Linked DNA regions of Mus musculus: region 1 is linked to region 2. Evidence: chromatin contacts called from ENCODE Hi-C or POLR2A ChIA-PET data. All regions are on one chromosome and are shown on one strand. Each heading gives the region's core, a stretch centred on a gene start or an enhancer-like site at or near the end of the contact. The rest is flanking DNA. Distances are from core to core; before and after follow the strand shown.

Region 1 (4,639 bases), core at 1,319-3,818, 95 kb before region 2:
TCCATTGTAAGCCCTCACAAACGGGCTGAACTGCCAGACAGATGAGACTGGACATCAAAGACCAGTGAGCTGGCTTTCAACCCCTTCCCCTCATTTCCTCAGTTTCCTGGCAACCACTGGGAACCAGAAAACATGTTAAACACAATTTAACTTTGGCAAGCAAACTAGGAAATACGTCTCCAGTCTCTCCTGGACAGCTCTAGTCTGTACCAACCACACAAGACAGACGGGCACCTGCAGTTCTCGGGAAAGAGTGCTATGATGTCAATGCTCCTGGGTATCTATCTCACACCCACTGACCACCCACGGAGTGCCAGGCAGTGAGTGTTCCCAGCGCCAGGGATACCACCATTAGATAACTCCCACGCCTTGCTTTGATGGCTTACAGAATTATTGCATATTTCTTTTTGTTTGATGGGAGTGGGGGTTGAGGCAGGATATCAAATAACCCTTACTGGCTTTGAACTCAACACTTAGCCAAGGATGCCCTGATCTTCCTGTATCTACCTCCCGAATGCTGGGATTGCAGGCTGGCTCGGGCCATCATCATGCCTGCACTCCACCGCAGCCCTCTTTGAGACAGGGTCTCATACAGCCCAGGCTGGCCACAGACTCACTATATACAGCTATATACAGCTAAAAAGAACCCTGACCTCTGACGCTCCTGCCTCCACCTTCCTGGCTCTAGGCTCAGAAGGGTGTGCCACACCTGTGGTGGTGAGGACAGAACCCAAGATATCACGTATGCCAAGCAAGCTCTCTACCAACTGAGCCATATGTCCAACCCCTGCATTTCTAAACAATATTCATCAATGGCAACTTCAATGGCGACTTGGGAAGGAGTAAAACTGTCAGGATCAACCTTCTGTGGATCCTGCACCAGACAGGGCTTCTAGTCAAGGGGCTGCCGGGGCGCATCTAAGATTATACATGTCTGAGCACAAGGAGGCATTTTACCAAGAACAGCATCAAATGCTCTGGAAAAAGTGCTGACAAGTGTTCACACTAACCCAGTTCTTGCCTCAGCCCGCTGGTGACTAACCGTCCCTAAACACTGAGATCCGGGGGTGAGGACAGAAAAGAAGGGGGGCTAGCTAATTCAGGCACTCTCAGGGAGGTGAGCTCACTTTCTGCCATGCCCTAGAAATATTACAACCCAGTGACAAACATCATCACCACAACCCGGTCCTTTGGGGTTTTAAGGAGCAAGATGGCCATGGCTGCCGGGCTGGGGGTGGGGCTGGGAGAGTCTTTTCTCAAGTGATCCAGGCTCATAGTGGAAAGTGAGCCCAAAATAAAGTCCTCCCTCAAGTAATCTCCGTCATCTTCCTGTCAAGGCAGAATTAAATTGAACGCAGAGCTTACCAACTTAAAAAGGAAGCCACACTACACTAGAACTAGGCAGGATCAGCTGTCACAATGCTCTAAGCTAACACCGCTTGCTGCCCCGGAGCGCTGTTAGTGTCCTATTGGCTCAGCCCTCTCCTCCCCAGAGAACCCTCCAAGATAGCACTGCCAAAAACCCTTACCCCTTGGGTTCTGGTTAGCTTTCTATTTTGAGACATATTGCAACAGCATATATATTCAGAGACATTACTCTTTGATGTGGTCTAAGCCTTCTGACAGCGTGTTTCCAGACAATGCGTACATCTCTATTTACACTTCAGGTTATCTGTTTTATCGTAACCTGAGTCACACTCAGGCACTCTACCTCAACGCCACAACCCAGGATATAGGGTGACTGTCCCTACTTGGTGGCAGTAGCTGAAGCATACAGCACTCAGCTAGCTGTGGGACAGTAAGATTTTAAATGAAGGCTCTGGCTTTAAGGGGTTTTTTTATGATACAAGAGTCAAGATACCAAAAGACCAGAGCTACCAAGAGGGAGAAATATGGATCTAAGAAGTAGCTGTGAGGATAAGGTGACTGTCAAGCATAGAGCATACAGACAGCCTGGTGGGGTTGAAGAATGCCTTAGAAGACTCACACGGGGGCTGACAGCAGTGTGCGCGGTAGTCATGGCCTTGGCACACAGTTTGCGAACTGAGTTCTATGAGGTAAATGACCGGCCAAGTCTAAGGTTCTCATTTGTTCTCAATATGTAACAGTGCCCATACAGGACCAAGCTGGAGATACTCCTGGGACATTGTGGAACAGCGGTCATGGGACCCTCTGATAGGAGAGTGGAGGTCTAGGGGTGTCTGTCAGTCAAGGATGTGAAGAGAGAATGGCGCTGTCAGAACAGGACAGCTGCCAGGCCTCAGGGCAGTAGGTGCTCTCGCAGGCCCCCAAGACAGCCTCCTTTCCAGAGGTTTGGGCAACACAAAACATCCAAACTTTTGATTTTTCTTAGCGTCGAGCACAGACCCATTTATTCACTTGAAGAAAAAGAGTAGCACGGAAGTTGGGGGTGGGGGCACTTCTCAATACGCATAAAGCTATGCGCTAACAAAATGATCCTGAAGTGATTATCGTGGGAGATGCCACGGGTCAGATTGCACCCCAGACAAACATTCACAGACTGCTGCCAAGCGGCCACGCAGGAGTCTGCTCAGCTGCCAGAAACCAAGAATCCTGGCTTATCTGTGTCCGGGAGCTGGACAAGGGCAGACGCTCAGCATACGTGCTGAGGCAGGAAACGTACACCTCGCGCGAGCGCACACACACGGAGGAGTTCTGTGAGTCACACGACTTGCTCCTTCCTCAAAGCATCCTGAAAGCCCAAGACTCCTCTCTTCTTCCGGGCCTTTCAGGGAAGGTGGCTGAGCAGAGTCCTTAGCTGCAATAGGTAGCCTCGCGCTCCACATCAAGTAACATTCACATCTCCAGAAAAGGAAGCTTCAGCAGAGACTGAGAGTCCCAATGTCCCAGATGGGAAAACCTAAGTTTGAGTGAAATGAGGTAACTCATTTAGGGTGCCCCCCCCCAGCCCCAGGAGATGGAGCGAGCACTTCACCCAGGCCTACGTGGCTCCGCAATGGCTTTGGCACGCAGAAATCGTATTTTGATATAAATTAAAATTGTCTCCCAGACTCATTTGGGAACCTCATACCCAACAGCTGCCTCCAGCCACCAGGAGGAAGTGTGATGAAGAATTCTGATTGACAGCTCTAGTCTATGTGCTGTCAAAGCAAGCGGGAAGTTTCCTCACCCTCCTTACCCGGTTTTGGACAAAGACAAGCACACACGGAGACAAACACAGGCGCTGCGTAATAAAGAAAAGGGCTGGGTAGAGACGTCAGCCTAAGAGCTCCTGAGGAAGAATGGCGCAAGAAGCAGCTGCAAGAACGGAAGAGGAGCTCGTGTGTGTGTGTGTGTGTGTGTGTGTGTGTGTGTGTGTGTGTATGGGGGGTAAGCACACTCTGTGGAGCCCAGTATGATGGACACACACAGAACATGTGAGGAAGAAAGAAAAGGAGGCAAGAATCAAAGCAAGGCAGTGCGTGTCTGTAAGCCTAGTATTCGGGAGGCAGAGGCAGGAGGATTACTACAACTTTGAGGTCCCTGTGGCATCCATGTAGCTCAGGATGCCCTTCAGTGGTCCTACGGTCTCAGCCTTCCCCTCATGCTGGGATAGGCATGGGCCTCGGATCCTGCTTTAATCTCCATGTTTTCATGGAGGGAAGGACGTCAGAGTTACACAAGCTAAAACTCACTGACAGTTCCCACTTCTGCAACCCAGTAAGAGAATGCTTCTGGACTGGAACGATCAGTCCGCAGACACTCACTTGATGGGTGGGTGTCTGCTATCTTGGGTCTAGAGCTTACTGAAGCTCCTGGTGACTCTAGGCATCACTGACGAAGAACAGACACTTCCAGGAGCACGACTTGTTCAAGGGGGACAGAAGAGTCTACTTTTGTGCCAAAATCTGGGTGTTTTTCTGACCTTATAAATACATCTAACCAAAGAGGTGCATAGCCAAGAATCACATGGGAATTAGCAAGCCGTCTGCAGAGACTTTTCACGTATCCTAAACCGCACTGAAATAAAAGGGCCAGGGATGCCTCTCCGGGATTGAGTGCTTGCCTGCTGCATGAGAGGTGTGAGACCCTAGCTCCAACTGTAGCACTGGAGGAAATTGTAATAGGAGGATCGTGACAGAACGGAAACAACAGAGAGACCAGGTCACATCACCTGTATGATTCACACCCAGAAGCCACAGGAAATGGAACTCCCTCAGCATGACTGGGGCTTCCTGGGCTCCACCAAAGCTGACTTCGTTCACTTTTTATGTAAACTTTGGGCAAGACAAAAATAACGTGGTCCACTCTTTGGTGGGAAAGCAAATGCAGTGATGGCTGACCCAAGGCAAGGGCTCGCAGCATCCCAACCTGAAGCAGCCCGGGATGATGGGTCCCAGCATCTGCACAAAGCCTCCTAGTGGTGCTCCACCCCCTCCTGCGACTCCTCATGTCCGTCCTCCCCCACCCCAAGCCTAGCTCCTCTTCTAAGGTCTGAGCAGCTCGATAAAAGTCTCAGATAACCTAGGTTCTGTAAATCTCATGCACGGACCTAGGTTTGGTGAGAGTCTTCTTCTCAACAAAATAAGGTAGAGGGCAACTGAGGGAGACATCCACGCTCAACCTGTGGTCTCATGCACATGTACACATGTACACATGTGCGCGCGCGCGCACACAC
Region 2 (5,057 bases), core at 2,491-4,990:
CATCTCTTTCCTTCCTTTGCATAGGTTCAGCCCCATGGATGGCAAAAAGGAGGGAGCCGTCAAGAACATTAGGGCTGCCAGGGACACTTGCAGTCACCTACTGCCTACTACTGAGTCCTCTTGCTGGAAGCTGCCCAGAGAAAATGCTAGCCTTTGGAAGGGCAGCCTGGGCTACTTGAAACCCCATCTCAAAAACTCAGAAGTCTAATGGGGACACTCATGAAAGGTGACAGGCTTAGAGGGCTATGGTCTTGCTCACCCCTTCATCTACTCCTAGGGTCCCTCCTTACCCACAACAGAGGGTGAGCAACCGGCAGGAGAGGGAAGCCAGAGGCGAGGCGAGAGGAGAGAAAAGGCACAAGGTGTCCGATGTGTCACCGGACATTCAGTTCATCTTGAATTTCAAATAAAGACTAGTTTTTACTTCAGCTGTACTCCATACAATATTTGGGACTTTGTTATAATACTCAGGAAAACATTATTTATCTGAAATTAAAATTGAACTTCCATTCTGTTTTGGTTTTTTCTTTTGATAAACCTGATGTTCCTACCAAGGACTAAAAGAGGACTTGTGAAGAGCAGTGGGCTTGCATCCTCAGCCAGGCAGAGTGGCACAGGCCAGTAATCCCAGCACTCAGGGGCCATGTGCCCGTAATCCCAGCGCCCAGGGACTAACAGGCTCAAGACTAGCCTAGGTAACATAGTAAATTATTTCAAAACCAACACAAAATGTCCAGCTATGGTAGCACACGACTTCAATCCCAATATCTGAGAGGCAGAAGTAGGAAGATCTCTCTCTTGTGGGTGGGCTCAGGAGCAGCCTGGGTTATGTAGACAACAGGGAGAGGAGCTCAGAGTCCATGCCTGGAAACCTGAGTTCAGTCCCCAGAGCCCACACAAAGTTAGATGGAAAGAACCAACTCAGCGAGTAGTAGACACTTCTTCATGCCTCAGTCTCTTGTGTGTAAAATAGAGAACTAGGAGGATTCGAGAGTAGTTATGCTCGGTGTGTAATGTATGTGAAATCTCTGCAGCTATAACAAAAATAATCTGGCACTTTCCCAGACTCCCAAGGCGTCTGCCTCCACCTCCATTCCTAACCCTGTGTGGCTCTGTGACTCTCAAAGCAACATACAAGCAGTCTGCCTGCCTGCCGCCAGCCTTCCCGGAGGGGCTGGCAGACCCCCCTCTCTCTCTGAGGATCCCAGGGCCACCCCAACCACACCTCCTGCAATTAGATTTGTAAGTGGGAACAGGCTCTCATCAGAGACTCCTGATTGGCTCCAGGCAAAAACACAGTTTAGTGCTCAGTCAAGCTGCATTTTTAGGGCCCTCTGTGCCCCCCTCACCCCCCCCCCAATTGCAATCTGTTCTGTAATTTCTTTTTCCAACACTGCAGAATGCAGAGATGCTGCAGCCACCACCAGCAGGGCAGGGAGGAGGGAAAGGGCTTCTGTTCCCTGCAGAGCATCTGCTGGTCCAGCGCTTGGTGGATAGAGGTGTGTGTGTGTGTGTGTGTGTGTGTGTGTGCGTGCCTGCGTGCGTGCGTGCACACTCTGAGAACCAGTCACAGGCATGGACCTGTGGAAATACAGTCTGTAACCAGCAACCAGACCTCCACACATCAGGGGCAGCTGAGAAAAAAACAGTTAAGTCAGTATCCTTTTGCCCCAGAAACAACTTATTTATTAATCTTACTTAACCTTGGCAAGGACACTATTAACTGGAGATACTGAGTTACTTGTCCAAGATCTCACAAGAAGGAGACAGAGGAGTCAAGGCCGGCTCACTGGGCATGGTGGTGCATACCTTTAATCCCAGCATTCCAGAGGCAGAGAGAGGCTGGCAGATCTCCAATTTCAAGGCTAGCCTAGTCTACAAAGAGAGTTCTGAAACACTTACACAGCTACACACACAAAAAATATCACCACCACCATCATCATCGTAATATCGATAAAAGACAGGCTCACATTATGTTATTCTGGCTGGCCCAAACCCACTATGTAGACCAGAGTGGCCTCAGACTTACAGAGATCCTCCTGCCTCTACGCTGGCACTAACCCAGTTCCTTTTTGACTTCCAAAGCTGTGATCTTAGAAGCCCAGAAAGAAGGCTGGAGGGCTGGCTTGGTGTGTAAGAGCACTGGCTGTTCTTGCAAAGCACCCAGGTGCACACAGTGCACCGACATAGATACAGGCAAAACACCAATATGTGAAAAATAAAACAACAGCAATCTTTTAAAAAATTAAAAAATAAAAAAAGTTGTTTTGAAAGAAAGAACACAGGAATCCCCTTCACAAAGAACTACAGAGCAATTTCCTTCCTTAGTGTGAAGTGCGGTGTTCCAGGGACAAAAAGCCCTTGCTAAAGAAATTAAATATTAATGACAGAATTTTAGAGAGCAAATGGGGTGCAGGAGTGGGCAGAAGTCTTGGCTGGGGTACCTGAAGCTGGGGGGCTGGGGACCAAACAAACTGTTGCCTCTTCTAGTGATTGGCTGAGTGGATTCTGCTAAGTAGTCACCACAGCCACGTGCTTCCAACAAGGAGCGTGGAGCACCCAGGAAACGTGCTCCCAACAAGGAGTGAGTGTGGAGCACCCAGGAGCCGGAGCCCGCATGCAGCTTGGGCTCCTGCTGGCTCCTCGTTTGGAAGCCCTGGCTCTCCATCAGGACCATCAGTGGCTAGGAGCACCTGGAGGACAGGCCTCCAAGGCACAGTAAGGTGGGCCAGGGATGACCTCACTCGGCCTTTGGACCTTCCCCTAGCTGCTGCTCCCAAGGCCACCAGCACAGGGCGCCAAACAGGAACCAGCCCCACCCTTAAAAACAAAAGAAAGCAGCTGGGCTCAGCTGGGAGCGGGTTCTGGGCTAAGTCTGTTGCTTCCAGTCTGAACCAGAGATTGGCCAAGTTTGATCTAGGTCATTGGAGCAGCAGTCCTGACCGTCCACTCTGACTTCCCGAAGGGAGGGGAGGAAAAAGAGCGGCTTGCAGGACAGACACGCCCCCTCCACACACCCACAGCTTCTGCCTGCTGAGCAGTCTTGAAAACTAGAGCCCAAAGAGGCCTGTCATCTGTCTCCATTTTCCTCCTTCGGACCCACATTGGACAGACTTCACACACTGGCTAGCATATCCTGGCCTTTTCTTTCAGTCAGGTATCCATGTGTAGGGCACAAACTTCACATTCATCCTTAGGAATGGCTTATCTGTGTCACTAGCTCCTCCCCGCCTGCTTTCCCCATCCCATCTCCGTACACTCTTCAGAGCCCACCAGCCTCCCTCCCTGTCTTACTTGCACCAAAAGGTCAGAATCAGGGAAGAACAACAGTCCCCACATCAGCCCCCATACACAGAACGTGGCTGATCTGGGGCTTTCCAGTCCGATGGGCTGGGACTTCCCTTAAGCTCCCAGATGACAGAGCTAAAGCAGTTTCCCTGCCACAGATGGCTTTTTGGAAAAGAGGGGATCATCTTTGGTTGCCACCAGTAGCCCATCCTGAAGCCAGAAGACTGACTTAATCCAGCCCGACTCTTCCCCTCAATACACCGAGCCCCCGAGATAGATTTCATCCTGACTCGCTCTCGGCCTCTCTCCACCCTAAGACCTGCAAGAACTAGCAGGGCAGTGAGTTGGGCAGAGAGAGAGTGGGAGGGAGCAGGATTCATTCCGCGGCTGGGATATGCTGATCCAGGCAGGAGGCGGGGCCTGCACAGCTGCAGGCAGCCCCCCTGCCCTGAGCCCGTGAATGGGCATGCACCCTCCCGCCTGCCTGAACTGCTCCTGAAACAGTTGGTCCTAATGAACACTGCGCAGGCAGGGCAGCTGTGGGCATTATCCATATGCATGGGAGGTGTATATTTATCCTCACATCCCACTCCACTCTGCAGCTGCCGCCATCTCCTGTGCCAGGAGAGTGAGCGGGTACCAGGGCCCAGGCTGCTCTTCCCACCCCCACCCCACGTCCTAGCCTTCCCTGGCTAACCCACACCACAGCCTCCACTTGACCCATTTAGAGGCAGAAGTGCGTGTGTGTGTGTGTGTGTGTGTGTGTGTGCGCGCGCGTTTGTACGCACTCAAATGTGTGAGTGTATTTGAGAGCGAGTGTAAGACAGTGCGCACACATCCAGTTGGCGCTTTTGATTTCCTCTGAAGCCTCTTGATTGCAGGCACACAATGGCATCTTGCTGCCTGCCCTGCTCCCTCAGCAGCCTGGGGTTCTGTGCTGCCTCCTCCCTAGAGCTGAGATTTTTCTGCTGACTCTGGGCACAGGGTTGACAAACCAGGAAGAGAAGCCTGAACTAGGCTCCCACCCTTGACCCTGGTCCTTTCTAAGCCCCCATATCCACAGTGGCTTGTATTCCTTATCTCTCCCCACATTCTCTCCTGCTTCTGGCCCCTCCTCCCTGTGGAGGTCAGAGCTATTGTGCAAAAAGGCAGTCCCCTGCCTGAAACCTGCTTTCCAGGTTTCTAGGGCTCTCAAGCTCAAAACAAATCCTCCTCCTCCCCCTCCTCCTCCTCTTCCTTCACCCCCCTTCTTCCTTTTCTCTTCCTCTTCCTTTTCCCTTCCTCTTCCTCTTCCTCCTTCTCTTTTCAAACAGAGTCTCTATATAGCCACTGGATCACCACATGGACCCTACATTCTATTTATTATATGTAACTACACTGTAGCTGTCTTCAGACACTCCAGAAGAGTCAGATCTCCTTACGGATGGTTGTGAGCCACCATGTGGTTGCTGGGATTTGAACTCCTGACCTTCAGAAGAGCAGTCGGGTGCTCTTACCCACTGAGCCATCTCACCAGCCCGGACCCTACATTCTAAATGAGCTCTCCTCCTTGCCCTCCGCTAGAACTCCCACACCTGCTCCAAGAGTGAACGTCTCTCTCCTTTGTGCCTCTCTGTTTTATCTCTCCTTTGGGACATGATTAAGCGCCGCCTGCGTAGAAGCTGAGGGCTACCACTGCTTAGGTTAGGAACTTGGTTCTCCTGCCCTTATTCATTGAGCAAGTATCTCCGGAGCAGAAGCAAAACTCTTACAGTGGCCTCAAGTTCCCT

Evidence for each region. Hi-C counts contacts between places; a loop is a spot of excess contacts on that map. ChIA-PET counts read pairs that join two places held with the same protein, here RNA polymerase II (POLR2A).
Region 1: a map of regulatory T cell shows a loop between it and region 2 (2.1-fold over the local background). The contact joins two enhancer-like sites. A Hi-C loop is called at or near these places in 1 of 37 maps with a recorded cell type or tissue (regulatory T cell). POLR2A ChIA-PET finds 5 or more read pairs at or near these places in 2 of 5 experiments (both embryonic stem cell).

The regions. Positions count from the first base shown.
Region 1 is chr19:46,617,098-46,621,736 of GRCm38, reverse strand. The region is part of intron 2 of Wbp1l (WW domain binding protein 1 like); the gene reads right to left. Among named protein-coding and RNA genes, the nearest start is that of Wbp1l, 20 kb to the right of the region's middle. Within about 2 kb of position 2,568, at least 2 of the 3 ENCODE cell types and tissues checked have a DNase peak (open chromatin) inside an H3K27ac peak, as active enhancers do.
Region 2 is chr19:46,522,653-46,527,709 of GRCm38, reverse strand. No RefSeq gene overlaps it. Among named protein-coding and RNA genes, the nearest start is that of Trim8, 24 kb to the right of the region's middle. Within about 2 kb of position 3,740, at least 2 of the 3 ENCODE cell types and tissues checked have a DNase peak (open chromatin) inside an H3K27ac peak, as active enhancers do.